Regions from separate parts of the Mus musculus genome. Here region 1 is linked to region 2. A link is a contact called in ENCODE Hi-C or POLR2A ChIA-PET data. All regions are on one chromosome and are shown on one strand. Each heading gives the region's core, a stretch centred on a gene start or an enhancer-like site at or near the end of the contact. The rest is flanking DNA. Distances are from core to core; before and after follow the strand shown.

What was found. A loop is a pair of places that touch in the nucleus more often than their neighbours do. ChIA-PET counts read pairs that join two places held with the same protein, here RNA polymerase II (POLR2A).
Region 1: a map of gastrocnemius shows a loop between it and region 2 (2.2-fold over the local background). The contact joins two enhancer-like sites. A Hi-C loop is called at or near these places in 1 of 37 maps with a recorded cell type or tissue (gastrocnemius). POLR2A ChIA-PET finds 5 or more read pairs at or near these places in 1 of 5 experiments (Patski).

Annotation. Positions count from the first base shown.
Region 1 is chr16:93,105,782-93,111,931 of GRCm38, forward strand. No RefSeq gene overlaps it. Among named protein-coding and RNA genes, the nearest start is that of Gm30474, 23 kb to the right of the region's middle. Within about 2 kb of position 4,847, at least 1 of the 3 ENCODE cell types and tissues checked has a DNase peak (open chromatin) inside an H3K27ac peak, as active enhancers do; it is gastrocnemius, where a contact is called at or near this core.
Region 2 is chr16:93,069,898-93,076,146 of GRCm38, forward strand. No RefSeq gene overlaps it. Among named protein-coding and RNA genes, the nearest start is that of Gm30474, 59 kb to the right of the region's middle. Within about 2 kb of position 2,461, at least 2 of the 3 ENCODE cell types and tissues checked have a DNase peak (open chromatin) inside an H3K27ac peak, as active enhancers do; they include gastrocnemius, where a contact is called at or near this core.

The DNA of each region.
Region 1 (6,150 bases), core at 3,597-6,096, 38 kb after region 2:
ACTCTTAGGGAAGTTTTGCAAGAATCAAAACTTGAGACTTGCTGGGTCCCTTGGAAGAATGAACATTGCCTCTGGAAGTTGCACTGTCTTCATGTGAGAAGCTAACCTGAGGTCTCCCTCTGTAGCCAGCATCATCAGAACAAATCTTCTCTGAGAGATGACTCTATGGCACCATGAACAACCTCTGCTAGAAATCAGTCTGTCTGTCCATCTCTCCAAGTTCTCCGCCATAATGGAAAATCTTCTGAGAAAGGCATTAGCCTGCTATGCATTTTTGAAGTGGTTATTTCCATTGTTTTTATTTACACGTGTGCATGCACATGTGTGCACCCGTGTCTGTGTGAACAAATCCCATGTGCACACATATGTTTGCAGTACTCAGGAACACCAGAAGATGCTGTTTGATCGCTGGAACTGGAGTTACAGGTGGCTGTGCACCACCTAAAATAGGTGCTGAGAACCAAACCTGGGTCCTCAGTAAGAGCAGCAAGGGCTCTTAGCTACAGAGCCAGCTCTCTAGCTCAGAGTACTTCTAGAAACACATTATAGATGACACTGTTTACGTCATCTATAACATTTTGACATAAAAGTAGACCATTTTTGATCTTATGAGCAGTTCTGAAATGACTTTCACTCTTGTCAGTTATAATTATTTATTTCCTCAGACCAAGTCCTTAAAAGTGAGATTATTTTAGGTCGAATTATATATTTCAAATCTTAAAAAATTCAGATATCCCATTTTCTCTAGCCTTTGAGAACAGTAAAAAAAAAAATGTGTGGATAAGATCAGTGCCTCAACCTACACATAAGCTATTACATTATTTCCTAATTTTTTTCAGGAGCAAAAGGTCCTTCATTGAAGGTCAACCACCTTTCTCATGAGAAAAATGTTCATTTGTTCTAAAGAGGGTTGTGGTGAGGATGGGGCTTCTCAAATTAGGTCTGCCTTCCTTTCTCTCTCTCTCTCTCTCTCTCTCTCTCTCTCTCTCTCTCTCTCTCTCTCTCTCTCTCTCTCTTTCTTCCCCTAAACAGAAAGAAAAAAATTTTTGATGATGTCAAGGGGTGCTAAGCTGAAAGAGTTCAAAGTGCCAAGGGTATTTAGCGGTCTCCCTGCCCCTGCATTCCCAAGCCATGCAATACAAGGAATAGTCTGAGAGCTGGCCGTGCACTTAATCCCACAGGAGCGGCCTTGGCAAGCTCCTCGGGATCGTTCTTGTAATCCTCAGAAGCTCACGGATTCCAGGAAGCCTCCATGCCTTTTGCAACCCAGGCTTGCCTCCCATGAATCTTCCTGACTCAGAGTTTGCAGCATTTGCTAATTTTCATAGAGCGTCACACAAATCCTCTACCACTGTCTACCCCTCAATCATAAAAGTGCCACTCGGATTTACAGCCCCCCCAAAGTCAACAGAGCCTCCCCTTGCAGGCACAGGGGAGAAGGATCTGGAACCACTTGATGGAGTGCACCTCATAACAGCAGGATAACAGCGTGCCACGTTGGTTGCCACAGCTCATCTGGGTTGAGGCTGCCTGGTCAGTGCTTGGATATCTTTGAAACAGAATCACATTCTTCAGGAGGTGGCGACTGTAACACAATAAACAGCAGCTGTTCCCAGGGCTTGGAAATAATACCTCAACATTCGCATAGTGTTTGGTGCCAAGAGTTAGGTCCCGTTATGGTTAAGGCCAACATAGAACTTCTAGGCAAATAAATACATGAGTAACAATGTCCTGTTAGGACTGGAGGGATGACTCGGAGCTTTAGAGCAACTGTTGTTCTTTCAAAGGATGTGAGTCGCCTCCCAATACTTGCATTGGTCGGTTTATAACTGCCCATAACTCCACTGGCATCTGACGCCCTCTTCTGGCCACAAGGGCACCTGCACACACATGCAGCACACACAGACACATAAATTAAAAGTAAATATAAAGGACTGGAGACATGACTCAATGGTTTAAAGCATTAGCAGTTCTTCCAGAGAACTCCAGTTCAATTCCCAGCACCCACCATCTAGAACTTCGTTTTCATTTCAGGGGAGCTGAGCCCCCTCTTCTGGTCTCCCCAGACAATGTACACACATGGTGCATACACACACATTCACACAAAATATTGAAATTAAATGTACATTGCTCCCATCAATTTCTTTACAGTCTTAATTTGTACATATTACCCAGGAATCTCACACACATGGAATTTTCCATTCTTTCCAATCTTTCTAACGAGCACTCCATCTCAGCATAGTCCTAAAAGCTTTCTAAAGACCCTTTTAAAGTAAAAGGCCAGAGCCTGTCTTGTTTATAAGACACCAGGATTCCAAGCTTCCAGAAAGCCCATATAAGTAACCCCAGAAATAGGTAGTGCATTTAATAGAAATCTGAGCTCATCAATTTTACATGATCCTCACACACTGAGTGTGGAATGCTGATGAGGATTTGATGTTGACAGGAGATTCATTTGCAAACACAAGTGGCTGGAGAGATGATTAAATCGGTGAATAGTTTGTCAATATCTATTTCATGTTAGCTCTCACTATCAAGACCAGTAGCTGTGGCTTTGATGACAATAATAAATAATAATTAGGATATGGCGCTGTTCTGGTTGCAAGCATACAACACTTTTTGTTATGGACCTAAAAAGATGTATATTAAGTTATATGTGTACTCCCAACCCTGACAGGCCAGCCTTAACGAACGTTTGAGGGAGTCATGAAATCCATATTGTCTTATGGTCCTTGGTGTGCAGAGATGGCTTCTGTCTTCTAGGATAAAGAGTACAGAAAGCTCGTGTTGTGCACACCTAGGTGACAGGGACAAGATGGGGTAGCTTTAGATCAAATACAACTGCTGGATGTCTGGCTTATTCCTCAATGAGGACTGGCACCAAGCCTGGGAGACAGTGCAGGAAGTCAAGTGTCCGCCTTGACAGCGTGAGGACCCAAGTTCAAGGACCCACGCTTAAAAAGGTGTGTGTGGTGGTGCATGCTTGTAATGCCAGCTCTGGGGAGGCGGTGACAGTTGGGTCCCTGGGGTTTGATGACCAGTTAGGGTGAGATTCTATCTCACAAAACGAGGTGGATGTACCTGAGAAGTGACCACAACCTTCTTGTTGACAAGCGAGGAGGTGAATTGAAGTGAAAGCATCCGAGGGGGCATCCCTGACATCACAGGGCACCGCAGAACATGCTACGTTCTCAGAGAGTCGATTCTCAAGTTCATGGTGCTTGTGCCGCTCACTAATCTCAGGGACCTTCAGTAGGATGGAGGATATTTGAAAGCAGAAATTGGATCTTTTGGGGTTGTGGCCAAGCCCCAACTTCTCCAGTTCTGAGGCATTACAATGCTTGGTGCTTTCCTTAGGATGTCACAGATGCTATTCTGCGGTCTTAGCTACATAAAGAGATAGGGCTTAATTATTTAACATGTCACTCTCAACCATTAAAATAGTGACTAGGCTCTTGCCAGAACAGATTCTATAAAATATCAAAATAAAGTCAATCTTTAAAAAAAGGGGGGGGGAACTATTCAAAAAGTTTGAAAAACTTGTGAGGAACATCAATAGTTCTACCTGCAAGTTTACTCCATGTAAACATTTTTAAGAAGATTCGTGCAGTGTCTAGTGTAGCCCAAGCCGACCTCAGGCTTACTGTATATACCCAAGGCTGATCTCGAGCTCTTGGGCCCCCAGCCTTTACCTATGGGTAGGCTGTTGGGATTGCAGTATGTGCCACCGCTCTGCTGCTGAGGTTTGAACCAACGTCCTGTACATGCTAGCCACGCACTGTAGAGGTAGCTACTGGGCTACCCACCTACCCACCCTCTCTCTTGTTTTGTTATGACACGTACCTCACACACCAAGGGCGTGGAGAGCCAATGGCTTTCCCCATACAATCATACTAAAAGCAAGTGTGTTTTGTAAACGTTTTATGGAAATTTGGGAAAGTGAAAACAGGCTCTTAACAGTTCCCCGCTGTCCAACAAGCAATGTCAATACTGCCATGAACGCCAGTGGCTCAATCAGTGTGAGTCAACTCTACCTCCCTCTCGGTGACTCGTACTTTTGTTATTTTTAGCAGGAGACATGCAACGCTGTATGGTTGGCTCACGTATTGAAGACGCGATTCTCAACTGCTGGTGCTATTTTAGGAGGTTCTGGAAACTTTAGATGTTGGGGAGGGGTAGCTGGAGGAAGTATGTCACAGAAAACATGTCTCTGTCTGCCTGCCTGTCTGTCTGTCTGTCTATGTCTATGTCTGTCTGTCTGTGTCTCTGTCTCTGTCTATCTCTGTCTCTATCTCTGTGTGTGTGTGTGTGCCTCTGTCTGACGCTGTGTGAGTCTTTATCTGTCTGTGTCCATCTCTATCTCTGTCTGTGACCCTGTGTCTGTGTGTGTGTGTGCCTATGTATCTGTGTCTACCTGTGTGTGCATATGTGTGTGTGTGTGTGTTTATCTATCTATAACTGTCTCTCCTTTATCGGCTATGACATGGCTATGTCCCTATCATTAGCTCCCACCTCTATGAAGTTCCTCCTTCTGCACAGACCCAGAGCGCACTGGGCCAAGGACCACAGTCTGAAATCTCTGAAAGCATGAGCAAAGCCACATCTTTCCTACTTTATTTTTGTCATAGCATTGAAATTGTAAATTAAACATACAAACAAGTCCTGAGTGTCTCTTTGCTGTTGCTGCCCCTTGGTTTTTGGCAGGGTTTTGTTTCTTTCGTGTCAAGATGAGGCTTTGCCAAGTTGATGTGTGCTTTGCATCCACAGGAGGCCTCTGCAGAAGCTGGAATACATACAGGACACTTTAAACGGAAGGGATACGATGGGTCCTTCTTAGAATCAGGAGACTTTGGTGTCACCAGTCACAGGGAACAAAGGGCAGGCCTGCATGGCATCTCTCCAGTTCACCAGAGGAAGGGGTGGGGTAGACCAGGTGTGACATCTTTCTGGTTCAGCAGGATCTTTGTGTGAATGTAATCTGACAACCTGGAATTTTGAGAATCAAGGGAAAGACGAGCCAATAGCTGATCACTCACACGTGCTTCTGGGGTCTTTAGGGCTCCGTGAGTCAGTTGTGCAATGCAGATCTAGGACTTAGGAGCTAGCGCATGGCCTGCTCCTTTTCTCCATGCTGCAGAAGCACATACGCAGCTCTGGGTGGGCTAGGGCTACAAGGGAACCCAGGAAAGGAGGCCCCTCCTCCTCAGAGTTCTCTCAACCATAGGTTACATAATCCACCCATTCATTCATTCATTCATTAGTCATCCAGCCAACACTGGCTGGAGCACCTGTGTAGTGCAGCCTCTGTCTTTGTACTGCCCCCCTTGCCTTCGAGGGCTGTGAAGCAAGTGTGTAATACCCTCCACACAGCTGTGGGAAAGGACAACAGGCAGCTGACAGGGCTCCACACCTGAAGCCAGCTTCCCAGGCGCTTGCCCAATTTTTCTTTGCCTTGTTTTGGTTTAAAACAGTGTTTCTCAGTAGAGGCCAACTCAAGCCTTCAGGACTACCATGCACAGGACAGCCCTACAGCAAAGAATAATCCAGACTGAAGAGTCTATGGGCTTTGATGTTTAGAAAGGCCACGTCAGAACCATTGTGGTGAGCGTGCCTGTAATCTCAGCACTTGGGAGGCTGCAGCAGGAGGATTGCTCTGAGTTTCAGGCCAATGTGGCCTATATAGGAAGATTCTTGCTTAGAAACACAAACATAAGAGAAAGAGAAGGAAGGAAAGAAGGAAGGAAGGGAGGGAGGGAGGGAGGGAGGGAGGGAGGAAGGAAGGGAGAGGGAGGGAGGAAGGGAGGGAGGAAGGAAGGGAGAGGGAGGGAGGAAGGGAGGGAGGGAGGAAGGGAGGGAGGGAGGAAGGGAGGAAGGGAGGGAGGAAGGGAGGAAGGGAGGAAGGGAGGAAGGGAGGAAGGGAGGAAGGGAGGAAGGGAGGAAGGGAGGAAGGGAGGAAGGGAGGAAGGGAGGAAGGGAGGAAGGGAGGAAGGGAGGAAGGGAGGAAAAAAAATCAAGAAAGTCAACTTGATTCTGAAAGGCTTCTTGGAGACCCCAGAGGATGATCCAGAACAGATTTTGTGGTAAAAAGATGGTTGCTCTCTTCTGAGCTGTTAGGTCTTCTCAGATATCAATCTCGACCTACTATCTCTT
Region 2 (6,249 bases), core at 1,211-3,710:
GGACCCCTCAGTCCATTACTATGTCCTCTTACGAACATAAAGACATTTGACACAGGTTTTTTACCGTTTTGAGTCTCGAGAACCCTGACCTATAGTCGCTTAACTCGTCTTTTCAAACTTGGAAACTTATATTGCAAACTGCTGTCGGTGTGATTGTCCCGTATCACATTTCTGATCCAGCTACTTCCCAACTGGTCGCCACTTCTCAGTACTGACCAAGAGTAAGGGACAGCTTCCATTCGGTTGGTAAATTAGGCACACAGCTGTCCTTCAGTGGGTTTTGACTTCATAATGAGGCCCTAGTTTAGGTTGTAAGGCATTCTCTAAGGAAACTCCTTACTGTCTGATACTTTCATGGGCGCCTGTAGGCAGGCTTTCTACCCAGCAGATTGCCCACTGCTGCTGTTTCTGTCTACCGCTCTGGGGTTACTATAGGGAAGCAGTATAAGAAGCCTGTCTCAAGAAAAAGAAAATCATATCCAACTAAGGTTACTGGAGATCTCATATATATATGAAGAAAAGAAAATCCTGTGGGGAATCTGTAGCATAATTCTTATATTTGAAAAGTTTCCGCTATAAAGGTAAATGCAAAGTCTCAGAAGTTGTGAGTCTAACACTGAAGGGGCGAGGATGCTGGCTTCTTGTTTGAGCATTTTTTTGTGTGGGTAGATGACAGGTCTGAATGATGCAGATGTATGTTTCGTTCAGTCCTGAGTGTCATACAAGTGCAGTTCCTGATGCCTCTCTTAGTACTATGTGTTACACAATTGTAAGTGTGTCCATACAGGGCATCTCGTGTGCATGTCATTCTGAAATTATTGTTACCTATGAACTTTACCACACGGAGAACTTTGTCATATATCTTGTCTGTAATAAAGCCATATTCATTCAAGAAAAAAAAAAAAGAACCCTCTACCTTCTCTGTGGACATGCAAGAGAACTATCTCCTAATGTGAGGAAGAGAAAGCCATATGAACAGCTTGGTGGGAAGTATCCCAGACAGAAGGGACCACCTAAAAGCTAGAAAGGAACACCTCATTCAAGCCAAGGTCATGAATAAGAACCTGACCTGAGTTAGGAATCATGGAAATTGTGTCAGATTACAAGGAAGTTGTACACGACACTCTTTGCTCGCCTCATGCCCTGCCTGCTTTGTGTAGCTTTGCTGGACTCAGCCCAGAACCCTGTAGGCTGATGTTCTCATCAAAACCCATTTTGATACATCAAGACTCAAAGATATGGAGCAACAGAGTTGACAGAGAGACAGCAAAGAAGACGTGGAGTCCAGGCTCCCGACTGCTCAGGGCTGACCGGACAGGGTGGTCTTTTTCTGTTGCAAGACAAAAGCTCCAGATAGATCCGGTTCTCTGAGGATCTGGTTTCGCAGCTTCTCCCTGCACAGCCTCAGAGGTACCATGTGTGTTTTCTGGGTTGAGGTTCCTTCATCTGTAGCATGGTTTCTCAACCAGTGGTGATTGTGACCATTCCTACCAATCCCCAGGGACAACGTCTAAACTCATTGGGGGTCGGGGTTGGGGGGGGACACTATAGGGGAAGTATTATTAGTATCTGTGAAGAAGCCATGGCTGCTGCCCACTGCCATAAAAATCCCCATGACTGTCCCACAGCCAGGAACAATGTGACCCTGTGTCAATGCTGTTGAGGACGAGAGCCCGCCCTCTGTAGGTGTCATGTTCTACACATGTCCCTGATACCAGAAGGTATTCTGTGTGTTCTGGGGCCCAGTGAGTAGGAAACTATTCTAGCACTGACAAGACTTAAGCCACAGAGTTCTCTTGGGTGAGTCCTCTTGGGTGAGTCCTCTTGGGTGAGTCCCCTGAGTTCACATCAATGATCGGATCCACACCCTTCACCAAGAGCCCTGCTTTCTTTCAAGTAAAATTCCTGCTGGGTCTCAGGGATGCCTGGCCTGCTGGCAGCCAGCCCTCAGCTCCCATACTGTTTTATCCTGCAACCGTACCTCCTTCCCTGACTGGGTTTTGTCTTGGCTGCTCCTGGCATTGCCTCTGACAGCTGAGCTTATGGAGAGAGGAGGCTCCAGATAAAAATCCCCAGCATAGCCCCACCAGACTCCCGTAGCCTGACCCAGGCTCAGAGCAAGACAGACAGACATAGCTTTCTCTCCTCGGCTATCTGTATTTACTTTGAGAATCATTTCCTCTGCTCTGCTTGGTTTCCTGTGAGCACGCTTGCCTGCTCCGTTCTCTGTCTTTTTTTTATTTTTTATTTTTTGTTTATTTCTCTTTCTCATATCCCCCATTGATCAGATGCCCTGGAAATATTGCAGGAACAGTGTGTTCTCTGTAAGATTTGGTTACACTTTAATACTTCTCAGCAAAATGTTGCCTTGGAACACCCAAATACTAAAACTCCAGGCCTGCTCTGCTTATACTGGACAAGGTCTTCGGCACAGTCTGCGATTCACGCTGGATCCAGTCCCGCCTTAAAGGGCAAGCGCACCCAGGCTATGGCAGGAATGTGTCTTTGCAGGCAGATCTCTGGAGTCTCTCCTCAGAGAAGTGAGCAGGCAAAACAGACTCTGTGCTCCCTCGCTGTCCCCAGTGTGGCCCTTTACAGAGCCACAGGACCATGCTGATTCCAAGGCTGGCTTAAGCAGGCAGTTAAGCCTGTGTCACCGGCAGGACAGCCTCTTGTTACCTCAGACAGAACCTTAAAATTGTGGAATTTAGTCTGAAAACTAGTAAAACTCTTATGCTATGTTACTTTAAAAATTATTTTTAATATGTGTGAATATTTGCCTGCACGGATGTCTATGTGTGGGTAGTAGGGGACAGAAGAAGGCATCAGATCCCCTAGGGCTGGAGTTAAAGACAGTTGTGAGCCTCTGTGTGGGTGCTAGGAATTGAACCCAGGTCCCCTGGAAGAGGAGCAAGTGCTCTTAACCCCTGAGCCACCTCTCCGGCCCGCAATGGTACTGTTAAATAGAGCTGTTCAGGGAGATGCCGCATCCTTTCTTACGAGCTGTTCCCTTCCACTGCAGATCATGCTGAGTGCCCTGGGTACCGGGTGGATGAAGAACGTAATTTAGGAAGGAGTTGGCAGTGACAGTTGTGTTAAACTGCAGTCTTCAAAGGGACCAAATCCTTTGGGTGGGTCCTGGCCATGTTTCTGACCTTTGGCTACTTTCCGTTGATTTAAGAACAAAAGGTAAAGGCTGAGTAATTTATAAAGGAGAGAAGTTTATTTAGCTCATGGGGGCCTGAGAGGTCCAAGAGTATGAACCAGGGCCTGGTCTCTGCTTGGTGTCCAATGAGGGCTTCATGTTAAGTAGTCATAATGAAGTGTGTGGTGTAGCATGGAGCTAGAAAGTGTCCACTTCTTCTCTCATCTGCTCTTCCAAAACCCCTCAAGTCTCCCATGGATGTCACCCTGATAACCATAGCCAAGCTTAGCCACCTCCAATCCTCTGAGGTCCATGAACAGGAATTAGGGTTAAGGTGTCAACACATATACTTCCTGGATCCCGGTTCAAACCACTCTACTGATCCCAGTGACAGGATCCAGTTTCACAGGGACTCCAGTACTCTATTTTTTTATTCTTATTTTTTATTAGGTATTTTCTTCATTTACATTTCCAATGCTATCCCAACTTCCCCTATACCCTCCCCCTGCCATTCCCCTACCCACCCACTCCCACTTCTTGGCCCTGGCATTCCCCTGTACTAAGGCATATAAAGTTTGCAAGACCAATGGGCCTCTCTTTCCACAGATGGCGGACTAGGCCATCTTCTGCTACATATGCAGCTAGAGACACGAGCTCCAGGGGTACTGGTTAGTTCATATTGTTGTTGCACCTATAGGGTTGCAGATCCCTTTAGCTCCTTGGGTACTTTCTCTAGCTCCTCCATTGGGGGCCCTGTGATCCATCCAATAGCTGACTGTGAGCATCCACTTCTATGTTTGCTAGGCCCCGGCATAGCCTCACAAGAGAAGGAAACCTTGCAGGGCACAACCTCAACAAGACTCATCTGTACGGGCCTTACAGTCAAGCTTAATGACAAAGCTCTGTCTTCTTGGTTTCAGGAAGACCACAAGTGGAGCATCGTTTACCCGGGTTAACAGAAAACAGCAAGGATAACACAGTGTCACGTCTGCCAACACTGTCCATCTTGAAGTCTCTCTTTGGGTACCAGACACTTTTGTATATAACTTAAAGAAGCAAGGCAAGTGAATTAAACAATGCCACTGAATATGAAGGAAAATGAGGCGTTCCAAGGAAGCTGCTTACGTCTCTCACGCAAGGATAACTTAATTTCAGGCACAGGACAATAGGCAGGAAATAGAAATGGGTTCAAATGTCCCCACCTCTAGGCTGCTACCTCAAGCGTTTCTTACATCATGTCAAAGACAGTACCGTCTCTACCCCAGCTCTTTAGGAAGGCAAGACTTGATCTCCTGGCTCAGGCACTACACCTTTGCCACAAGACAGAGGCTGATGGAGAGCTCACCGAGGTGAAGAGTGTGGGAGTGGCTGAGGGGATGGGTGGCTCGGAGGAAGAGATTTTTGGAGAGGAAGCCAACGAGGATGGAGAGATCAGCAGAGCTTGGAGGAGCCGGCGAGGGAGGGGGCAGCACAAGGGAGGCAGAGGCCCCCCAAGGACAGGGCTTTAGCATCCAGGTCATGACGGGTGGGTATGGAGGAAGCCTGCCTGGGCGGCGTGGATGTGATCCCCACATTGCCTCTCGGGTCTGCAGCTCATGCTCCCTCGGGAGGCCAACCCCAGGTGAGAAGAGCCGTGCTGAGAGTGAGCATTACTCTCACGCCCAGGAATATGAACCCGGCTTTTTCCCAGCAGACAAAAGCGGACACATCAACACACCAGGGGACAAAAATTGACAAACAGGAGGACCCAGGGGGAGGGACCTTCCCTTAGGACATCATTTGAAAATCTCTCCACAGTTCCTCAGGGGGGAAAAAAAACTTTTAAGAAAGGTTTAGATTTTCTTTATAATTAGGGCTCCCTGTTCCTCAGGTTTCCAGACGCCTACGCTATCTGTAGTCATTAGAATTGGAGATGAGAGAGACAGGCCATGTGGTCCAAGAGCCAAAGTCTTTGGACCTAGATTCTCATCTGCATCTCAAGTGTTTTGTATTCACACAGTGGTCCCCATGCCCAGGGAGACACAGCAGAACTTAGAGCTAGCAGTGCGCACATGCTCGCATCTCTCTGCTCCTGTGTTTCCAAGCACGGTGTGTTTTAAGCAGGAAAGGGGATGCAACAAGAAAGAACCAACAGTCAGGGTGGGCACGGGGTGACCAGACAGTTCGCTCCAAGAGAAGATTTGCAGATCTGGTTTAACCTGGATCCAAAGACAGTCACTTCCTTCCCGGGTTATCATCAGCAGTTCCCTCCTTACCTCCTCATCGCAAGAGTCTCCCAAGCTCAAAGCAGAGGGAAGGAGCCACTGCAGCCTCAGTGGTACCCAGCCAGTCTGACCACCTGAGACAGGGATAAGCAGAGTCCTCTATGTCTCCTCCTGTCTCTCAGGCCCTCCGTGCCTTCGCTTCAAAGTGACTCTGAACAACTGTGAGACTGGACGTGTAAACTTCAATGACTTCATTTTGCGAAGGTTTAAAAGGTTCCTAAGGGCTGATGCAGGCAGATACTGGAAACCCGGTTAAAACAACTGGATACCAGATGGCGAAGGAGAGCGGTTTACCGGAAAGCCTTCCAGAATAGCAGCTCATTTACAAGAAGCAATTACACAAACAGCCCTGAGAATCCACCATTCCATAAAGAGTGGCCCAGGATAGGAGCGCAGTGTGAGCTGTACACGTGTGCGCTCCACCTGCCGCTTGTCAGTGCTGTGATTGGTCACCGCTCCCTTTCTCTGACGCCTGGAGGGGCAGAGCTAAATTCTACAACAAAGATGTGTTCTCTTTGGGTATGACCCAGCTGCCTAGAGGAGTTCCCCAGGAGGAGAAATGTAACAGTACAAAGTAACTATGTAGCAGGCTTCACCAACGTCTGAGCCTGGGGAATGTGTTGTACCAGGAGAAATGTCTCTTTACAATTTAAACCTGCATCTGTTCCAGCTTTCAATATGAGGGTCGGCCTCCCGTACTCTGACCTGTAGGCTCACTCACTGTTACATCTAGACGCATGCACACAGGGAACACAGAACCAAAAAGTAAACTGCGAAGTCATCACTGAGAACTATAAGCTCTAGATGGCTTCTTCCCTCCTCCACACTAAGTCCCCTGGT